Regions from separate parts of the Homo sapiens genome. Here region 2 is linked to region 1. A link is an interaction called in ENCODE POLR2A ChIA-PET data of the cell type or tissue named here. Cell type or tissue: A673. All regions are shown on one strand. Each heading gives the region's core, and the rest is flanking DNA. Links, peaks and the distances in the headings are about the cores only.

Region 1 (4,398 bases), core at 75-4,074:
GCGAGTGTTTATTGAACAAATTATAGGCATGTGAAAATTTATGAAACAGTGTCTAGCATATATGACTGAAGCTTCCAAGAGGAAATAATAAGAACCACACTATAGGAACTCTGCTGGAGCTGTCCAGGAAAAAGGAGAATAAAAATAAAGATAGCTGTACCTATTGGATCTTTCCCTAAAGCAGTGGCAGCATGAGGGGGAGTCCAGAGAAAAACCCATGAGTCCTAAACCGTGAGATATTGGAAACCCCAGCCTCAGCGTCTTCATCTGAAAACTGCTCATTGGATTTCCAGAGACACTTCAAGTTCCCTTCCATATTTTACTGGGATTTCGTATTTTACTGTGAGGTGTGTCTTTTTCTCATATGACATATTAGGGCTCACACACTGCGAGGAATCTGCTTCACTGAAAGGCAAAATTGCTTTGGACTCTGGCCTAACCCCTCCCCTTCAGGGAAGTATCCAGCAAAGATTTCACAATAAATGAGATCACACTGTTCAAAGAGACAAAGTATTGCTTCTTTCTATAATATGTAAACAAAATATCCTCTGGATATTGCTTAGAAACAATGATTTAAATTTTAGGTCTTCCCAAACAATCTGTTTGCAAGAATGCACATGATACAAAGATGTTGATAGCGGCACGGAAAAATTCTGTCAGTCCTAAAGACATTGCTGACACAGCCAGAGTCAACCCCGGAGGCACACTATAAACTCCCATCAACTATGAAAAACAGAACTCCTCATGAACAATGCAGAACGAACGAACGGGTACTCCTCGGCTGTCAAACCTGGGGAGTGGCCCCGTGTGACCTAACCTCCTGGTAGGGCAGGGACCAGCCTAGGAAAATTGCATCTGGGACACCCACCTCCTGAGAGAATACCCTGGTGTAATGGATTCTTGGAGAAAGTTTCCAAAAATGAGTCAGAGGAAAGCATTTCTGATTTTTTCCATTCCCCAGCAGTGTTTTGGCGTTAACTTTTCCTCATTTACTCCACATGCCCAAACCCCAAGACTGATTGTCATGACATCATGCTAAATTAGCCTCTCATTTGAAGCGACCGCTTTCTGTGATTTGAAGATTGGGAGGAAGCAAAGCAAAACCTAATATTTCAGTGGCTATATGTAGGCCAGGACTAGCTCCCACTGTTGGCCCATCTACCTCTAGGACTGAATCTTATCTGATCATTTCCATGGCAACAGCTGTGGGATTGGAATAGGATGAAGGTTTAGGAAGAGTTGCTGGAATTCAGTACTAGACGAGTGAGGATTATTTAACTACACACTTGTGTTGCCATGGAAACGCAAATTTACAAATCAGGCAGGATTTTTGTAGCTCAGCAGCACAGTATTATATTCTTAGGCCTGCTTCAAATCTCCCTGTTCCATTTCCTCTCTCACTGGGGGGAGATATCCCACCAGATACAATTTAATTATTCCCCAAATACTTTCTATTTTAATGTTTAAGGCAGAAATATGGATAGGCTAGGACCAAGACCAAAGTGATTATTCTAAAATGCTTTTCAGTTTTATTTTTTAAAAGCAAAATGCTGTTTAATCTAAAGAAAGAGAATTTCAAACATGTGATAGGAAACATATTCATACAAGAGTCAATTAAGACCCATCTAAATCCAAACCAAAATTACCCTAATTTGAAAAGAATGATATCTAATTCTTGTAGGGTAAGTCCTGCCTAGACTTTGAATTCATTTTATAGCAAGTTCATGTCAGGGAATCAGAAATACTTCATCTGTAACCACTGTTTTAGGATTTATAAGCCACTTCGATTTCACAATAAGCTTATGGGTATGGAAGAGCAGGGGTCAAGACGAGCATTTAGAGACAAAGAATTGTGGTCCAAAGTGGTTGTGTGGCTTGCCTGAGACCAGGCAGTCTTTACACATGTACGATCTTTTTTTTTTTTTTTTTTCCAGCTCTTTGGTCTGTTAATGGAAATACCTATTAGAACTCCAGCGAGTATTTTATTTAACTCCTTATAATGTTACTAACAGAATTCCTCAGAAATGAACTTTTAGAAATACTCACCAGTCCTTTCTTCCCCAAATCCCCGTGTTCTTGGAGGAGTGATGTCTTGCAGCATGTTCTTTGGCCTAGGAAGACCTATGATGGCTCTTGTCTCCTATTTTTGAAGGAGTTGGGGGTGGGCATCAGTATTACAGCATGTCTTAGAACACACTTGTGGCAGGGCGCGGTGGCTCATGTCTGTAATCTCAGCATTTTGGGAGGCCGAGGAGGGCGGATCACCATGTCAGGAGTTTGAGACCAGCCTGACTAACAAGGTGAAACCCCGTCTCTACTAAAAATACAAAAATTAGCCAGGCGTGGTGGCGCATGCCTGTAACCCCAGCTACTCAGGAGGCTGAGGCAGGAAAATCGCTTGAACCCGGGAAGCGAAGGTTGCAGTGAGCCAAGATCACGCCATTGCACTCCAGCCTAGCGACACAGCAAGACTCTGTCTCAAAAAAAAAAAAAAAAAAAAAAAGAACACACTTGTACGGGACCACTTAAATGTGCCAGAAATCAGCATACTACAGAAAACTGAGCTCAGAACCACTCCCACTCCAGGGGGGAAGCAGGTTGGACCCACCTTCCAGGCACTGAGAGGAAGTCCAGCGCAGCAGCCAGGGTGAGTATCAAGGCAGCACCTGGAACAGGAGCTGGCGTCGCGTGTCTGACAGGGGTGGAGGAGTTCTGACAGGGACTGTTTCAATACCCAGATTTCTGCAGGGAGAGCTAGGAGGTGGGGAAGAGCTGTGAGGATTGGGAGATGTAGTGGAGCTGCTCAGTACATCACTGGGATGCAGCTATGGCAGAGGCTGGGGACATGAGGAAGGGTACTGTGCTGAGACCCTCACTGGGTTCTAGGTCGGGGGGACCAGCCACTCAAGGGAATTTATGTTGAGTCCTGGAGCACTGGGCCGGGACTCTTAAGGACTGGGTGCTGCTCACAGAGCAGGGTTGGACATGGTCCAGCTGTGGAAAGAAAGGAATTTGTAAAGGCTGGGCTGAGAAATGGCCACACCAGTGCACCACACATCCCAGCGGAGTAGAGCCCAGAGGAAAGTCAGACTTTCCTGAGACCGATATCTAGTTCCACCTGCCGCTAGAAATGCAATGTCAGGCCAGTTAATTCATTTCTCTAAGCCTCTGTTTTCTCCTCTGTAAAACGGGGGACAATTGCAGTCTATTATAGAGTTTGTCACCCTAGTCTAATCCAAAACTTTTGTTTTACAGCTGAGGAAATGCATGTCTAGCAAAATTAAGTGCTGTCCCTCACCCATGGACCCTCCACCCCAACCTCATCCCAGCTTGTTAGTGTCAGAACTGATCTTCAAACCTGCATGTTAAGAATGGAGGTGGGAGCTAAATTTGATCCAAAGTTTAAAGACAGGGAATATTTTCGCTTCATCTGATGTCACTTCTGGGCAACTGATAATGTTAACAATGTATCAAAACTCCATCTAGCCAGTGCTATAAGTCTGACCCTGGAAGAAGTGGCTATATGTAGGCCAGGACTTAGCTCCCACCGTTGACCCATCTACCTCTAGGTAGACGAATGAGGATAGAGTCAGGGCCACTTACACAAGCCTGAGGGTAAGACAACGGCCTGATTCTGGCAGTGTCTGTGTGGTCAGCCTTAGGCCAGCTTGGATTTTTCTATTCCATATAAGGCTTTTCCTAAGAGTAACAACCATCTCAGAAAATTTCCAGTCTACAATGTGAAATTATCAACTATAGTTCTAATTCTGTACCTTAAATCTCTAAACTTATTCATCCTACATAACTGCAATTTTGAACCCTTTGGCCATCACCTCCCCAACTCCCCCACTTTTCTATCTCCCAAGCCACTGGTAACTAACTACCTTTCTACTCTTTGCTTCTAGGAATTCCACTTTTTTTTTTTTTTTTTTTTTTTTTTTGAGATGGATTGAGATGGAGTCTCACTCTGTCACCTAGGCTGGAGTACAGTGGCATGATCTCGGCTCACTGCGAGCTTTGCCTTCCGGGATCACGCCATTCTCCTGCCTCAGCCTCCTGAGTAGTTGGGACTATAGGCGCCCGCCACCAGGCCCAGCTAATTTTTTTGTATTTTTAGTAGAGATGGGGTTTCACCATGTTAGCCAGGCTGATCTTGATCTCCTGACCTTGTGATCCGCCCTCCTTGGTCTTCCAAAGTGCTGGGATTACAGGTGTGAGCTACTGTGCCCGGCCTGGAATTCCACTTCTTTAGATTCCACATATTAGTGAAGTTCTGCAGTATTTGTCTTTCTGTGTCTGGCTTATTTCACTTAACATAATGTCCTCCAGGTTCATCAATGTTATAAATGGTAGGATTCCCTTCTTTTCATGGCTGAATAATATTTTCTTATATATGGA
Region 2 (4,398 bases), core at 191-4,190, 120 kb before region 1:
CCTCAACTTACAAGGGAGTTATGTTCCAGTAGACTCATCACTTTGCATTTAATAACCTGATAAATCCATTATGATGCTGAAAAATCATGACTATCTGTACAAGTAACCACACAAAATCAAATACATTGTTGCATTAATATTTAGATCAAACTGTTATCTGTTAGATCTGTTAAGAATAAAAGAAAAAAGTTTTTATTTTAGCTTCGTGTATTCCTTCTTTGATGATGCTATTCCTTTTTTTAAATGTAGATCCAAACTTCTGACCCATATTATTTTCCTTCTCTCTAAAGATCTTCTTTTAACATTTTTTGCAAGGCAGGTCTCCTGGCAATGAATTCCCTCAAGTTTTTTGTCTGAGAAAGTCTTTCTTTTTTCTTCACTTTTGAAGGTTAATTTTGCGGGTCACAGAATTCTAGGTTGCTGTTTTGGTTTTTTTTTTCTCAATGCACTTTAAATATTCCACTTCGTTCCCTTTTTGTTTGTGTGGTTTCTGGGAAAAGTCAGATGTAATTCTTATTTTTGCTTCTGTATAAGTAAAGTATTTTTTTCTTCTCGCTTCTTTTAAGACTTTTTCTTTACTTTTGAATTTCTATGGTTTGAAAATGATTTGCCTGGGTGTAATTTTTTTTGAAATTTATTCTGCTTGGTGTTCTCTGAGCTTCCTGGCTCTGTGGTTTGGTGTCTGATACTAACTTGGGGAAAATTCTCAGTCATTATTGTTTCAAATATTTCTTCTATTCCTTTTTCTCTTTTTTCTCCTTCTGGTATTCCCATTCTGCATATTTACATTTTTTGAAATTGTCCCACAGTTCTTGAATCTTCTATTCTGTTTTTCCAGTCTTCCTTCTCTTTCCTTTTCAGTTTTGGAGGTTTCTATTGATATATCCTCAAGTTTAGAAATTCTTTTCTCAGCCATGTCCAGTCTCCTAATTAGCTCCTCAAAGGTGTTCTTCATTTCTGTTACAGTGTCTTATATCTCTAGCATTTCTTTTTGTTTCTTTCTTACGATTTCTGTCTCTTTGCTTACCTTGTCCATGTGTTCCTGCATTCAGCCTACTTTATCCATTACACCCTCTAGCACACTAATCATAATTGTCTTAAATTTCTGTCTGCTAATTCCTACATCTTGCCATGTCTAGTTCTCTTGCTTGCTCTGTCTCTTCAAACTGTGTTTTTTGCCTTTTAGTATGCCTTGTACTGTTATCTGGATAGCTGGACAGGATGTACTGGGTAAAGAGAACTGCTAGAAATAGGCCTTCATAACATGGTGGTAAGGTATTGGGGGAGCATTTTACAGTCCTGTGATTAGGTCTGAGTCTTTCAATGGGCCTGTGCCCCTGGGCTGTGAACCTCAAGTGCTCCTCAGTTCCTCCCCCAGCCCCATCTCCTTTATTTGGGACAGGATTGCTAGTATGTCCCTTTCCCCAACTCAGTTAAGCTCTGATAAAACATCAGCAAGTTAGACTGTGGTTAACTAGTTTCCGGCGAGGGCAGGCCTTGTTTGGCTGGACTGGATAGACTGCTCTGTAGTATTAGGTTTTGCATTACTTTTTTTTGTGTTGCTTGTTTGTTTGTTTTTGAGACAGAGTCTCACTCTTATCGCCCAGGCTGGAGTGCAATGCGTGATCTTGGCTCACTGCAACCTCTGCCTTCCGGGTTCAAGCGATTCTCCTGCCTCAGCCTCCAGAATAGCTGGGATTACAGGTGCTTGTCACCATGCCTAGCTAATTTTTGTATTTTTAGTTATCTACTAAAATTAGTAGATAACTAATTAGTAGATAACTAAAACTAGAAAAATTAGCCAGGTGTGATGGCACGCGCCTGTAGTCCCAGCTACTCGGGAGACTGAGGCTGGAGAATCGCTTGAACCTGGGAGGCAGAGGTTGCAGTAAGCCGAGATTGGGCCATTGCACTCCCGACTGGGTAACAGAGCGCTACTTCGTCAAAAAAAAAAAAAAGAAAGAAAGAAAAAGAAAAAAAAAGAAAAGATAACCTTTATCCATACACTTGTGAAAAAATTATATTTCAGATATCAGTCTGAATAATTATTGTTGAGTGTAAGATTAAAGCAAATGGCATTAAAGTGTGACCAGTATATCTGTATCTCTAAGAGTGTTTTTAAATTTCAACAGAAGCTCCTGACTCAAATAGATCTTCATTTGATGAACTATATTGGTGATATATGTATTGACTGGTGAGTTCTTGATTATTTCTGGTCTACTCTGAAAGCTGTGACTCCACTGGTCCTCAGTACCGTATTTGTAGGCTGCCTTTTTTAAATGTTCCTGAAGCTACAAATATATAAAATTGATGATATTATTCATTCACTCAGTAAGTGTTTATTCGGCTCCTACTGTGTGGGTGGAACGCCACTATGCTAGGTTCTGGGAATAAACTGAGAGTGACAGTCATGGTTCCTGTGTTTATGGACTTTACAGTCTATAGGAAGTCACAGGAAAAACCATCAGCCGGACCCTTGAAACACTCAGAGGATTGTTAATTAATCCTGTTTAGTTAACAGGATTTGGGTGATGTATTGTTAATCACTGAGCTGAAAGGAAATTTAAGAGATCCAGATTGATAGTTACCTTTGTATTCTGCTATTATTTCTATGGGATCACCTTATGACCATTGTAGGATATTACATCTTATTGAATTCTCTTATCTTTTTTCTAAGAAATTGTTCTTAGGTAGGTTACAAGAATGTTCTGTTGTGCTCAGATAAGGGAATTTTTAAAAAGCAATCATGCAATTATTTTAATGAATTGTAGGAAATACAAGCACCTGATAAGAAATTCTATGTTTCGTTTAAATTAACGAAGCTGTTCTTGCAGTATACCATGTGGTGGAAATGTTTTTCTTCAAACCACTATACTTGGTCTTCCCATTAAATATAACATTTTTTAATTGTTGTATTTTGGTTCTTAGTTTTGGAAAAACCAAAACATCATACCAACATGGCATTATTTTTATGCATCGAATATTAAGGTATACAATAATTGCATTTTAAAAAATTCCAAATATTTTCCATTTCATTCCAATTTATGATAAGCAAATTAGGTAAGAAAAAAATTAATGCACCCACCTAAAACCCTTTAAACAATTCTTTCTTTTTAATTATCTTTTGGTAATAAAGATGACAAAAATAGTCAGAATTCCAATATTAATCTTACTTCAGGGAAAAAAAAAAAGGAGACTCTGTTGAGTGGTTGAATGCCATCCTTTTTTTTTTTTTTTTTTTTTTTAGGGATGCTTTTTGTTACATCTCTTTCTAGCTCTTTTCTCATTATCTGCCTGGGAAATCCTGGCCATCTTCAGGACTCAGATCAAGCATTAGCTCCTCTACAAAACCTTTGCAGTGCCTCTTCTTCCTGGGCAGAGCTGGTGTCTCCAAGCTCTGAGTTCTGTAGCACTTCATTATAGCACTTTCTATGCTGAACTGTAATTATTTGTTTACTCTCCTGTCCCTCCCGTTAGACCTTGCCATTCCCAAAAGCACATACTATGTCAGATTCATCTTTGTATCCTCTGCTTTGGAAACACTGCCTGACACTCATCAGGGCTCAGTAAGTGTTGGATAAACAAGTTAATATGCAAAGAACCTGATAGGAAGCCAACACTGAAGAGTTTGCTCAGGACTCTTGGGTATCATTTGAGATCAGCTATGTCAATATGTGGTTCAGTTCCTGTGTATATAAGCATTACCTAATTTAATCCTCATTACAACCCAGGGAAGCAAGCACTGCTACTCTTGATTTACCAATGAAGAGACTGATGCTTGCTGCGGTTACGGAGCTCGCCTATATTGGAAAGCGCGGCTCCATGTAGAGAGTCATTCTCAATCAACAACAGCTGTTATTATCAGCACACGGAAGAGGAAGAGGCCTTATTCTGCGTTGTTCCAGAAACCAAAATGAGAATTGGCATATGGACTTCAACTTGTTGATTTTAGCTCAAGAAAAACATTTATTACATGTTTAGAACTGTCCAGCAGTGAAACAGCTTCTGTGAAAACCTAGAAAACTCTCTGTTCTTTGACATATTCACACTCATGCTGGGAAGGTGTTTCAGGGAATCCGGCGCTGAGATTTTCTCATTGGATGGGATGGGAGACAAGACTGAATGGCATGTGCCAATCCATGGCTGCTGGTTGATTCCTCCACCTAGGGGCCCCTACCTAGAATATGCATGCCCCAACAACTACACCACTCTCTGTCCTCTCGCCCAGCTTTATTCTCTTTCATAGCACACGTCACTACTTGTAGTAATAGCATGTTCTTTCTTTATTTGTTATTTTTATTTTCTATTTTTTGCTGCCATCCAAACCAAAATGAAAAGTCCTTGAGGACAGGGACTGGATCATGTTCACCACTGAGTCCTCAGTAGAAGCTGGCTCTC

Evidence for each region. Peaks named below come from ENCODE experiments on the same cell type or tissue, not always from the same donor. Only the 100,000 strongest peaks of a DNase experiment are listed, where the experiment ranks them.
Region 2: POLR2A ChIA-PET joins it to region 1 with 12 read pairs; 1 of 35 experiments calls an interaction of 5 or more read pairs at or near these places.

Annotation. Positions count from the first base shown.
Region 1 is chr15:91,691,083-91,695,480 of GRCh38, reverse strand. No RefSeq gene overlaps it. Among named protein-coding and RNA genes, the nearest start is that of SLCO3A1, 160 kb to the left of the region's middle. In A673, for the core only: no CTCF peak of the experiment used is centred there; a DNase peak (open chromatin) is centred at 440.
Region 2 is chr15:91,806,594-91,810,991 of GRCh38, reverse strand. No RefSeq gene overlaps it. Among named protein-coding and RNA genes, the nearest start is that of SLCO3A1, 45 kb to the left of the region's middle. In A673, for the core only: no CTCF peak of the experiment used is centred there; a DNase peak (open chromatin) is centred at 2,451; H3K27ac peaks cover 1,973 bases.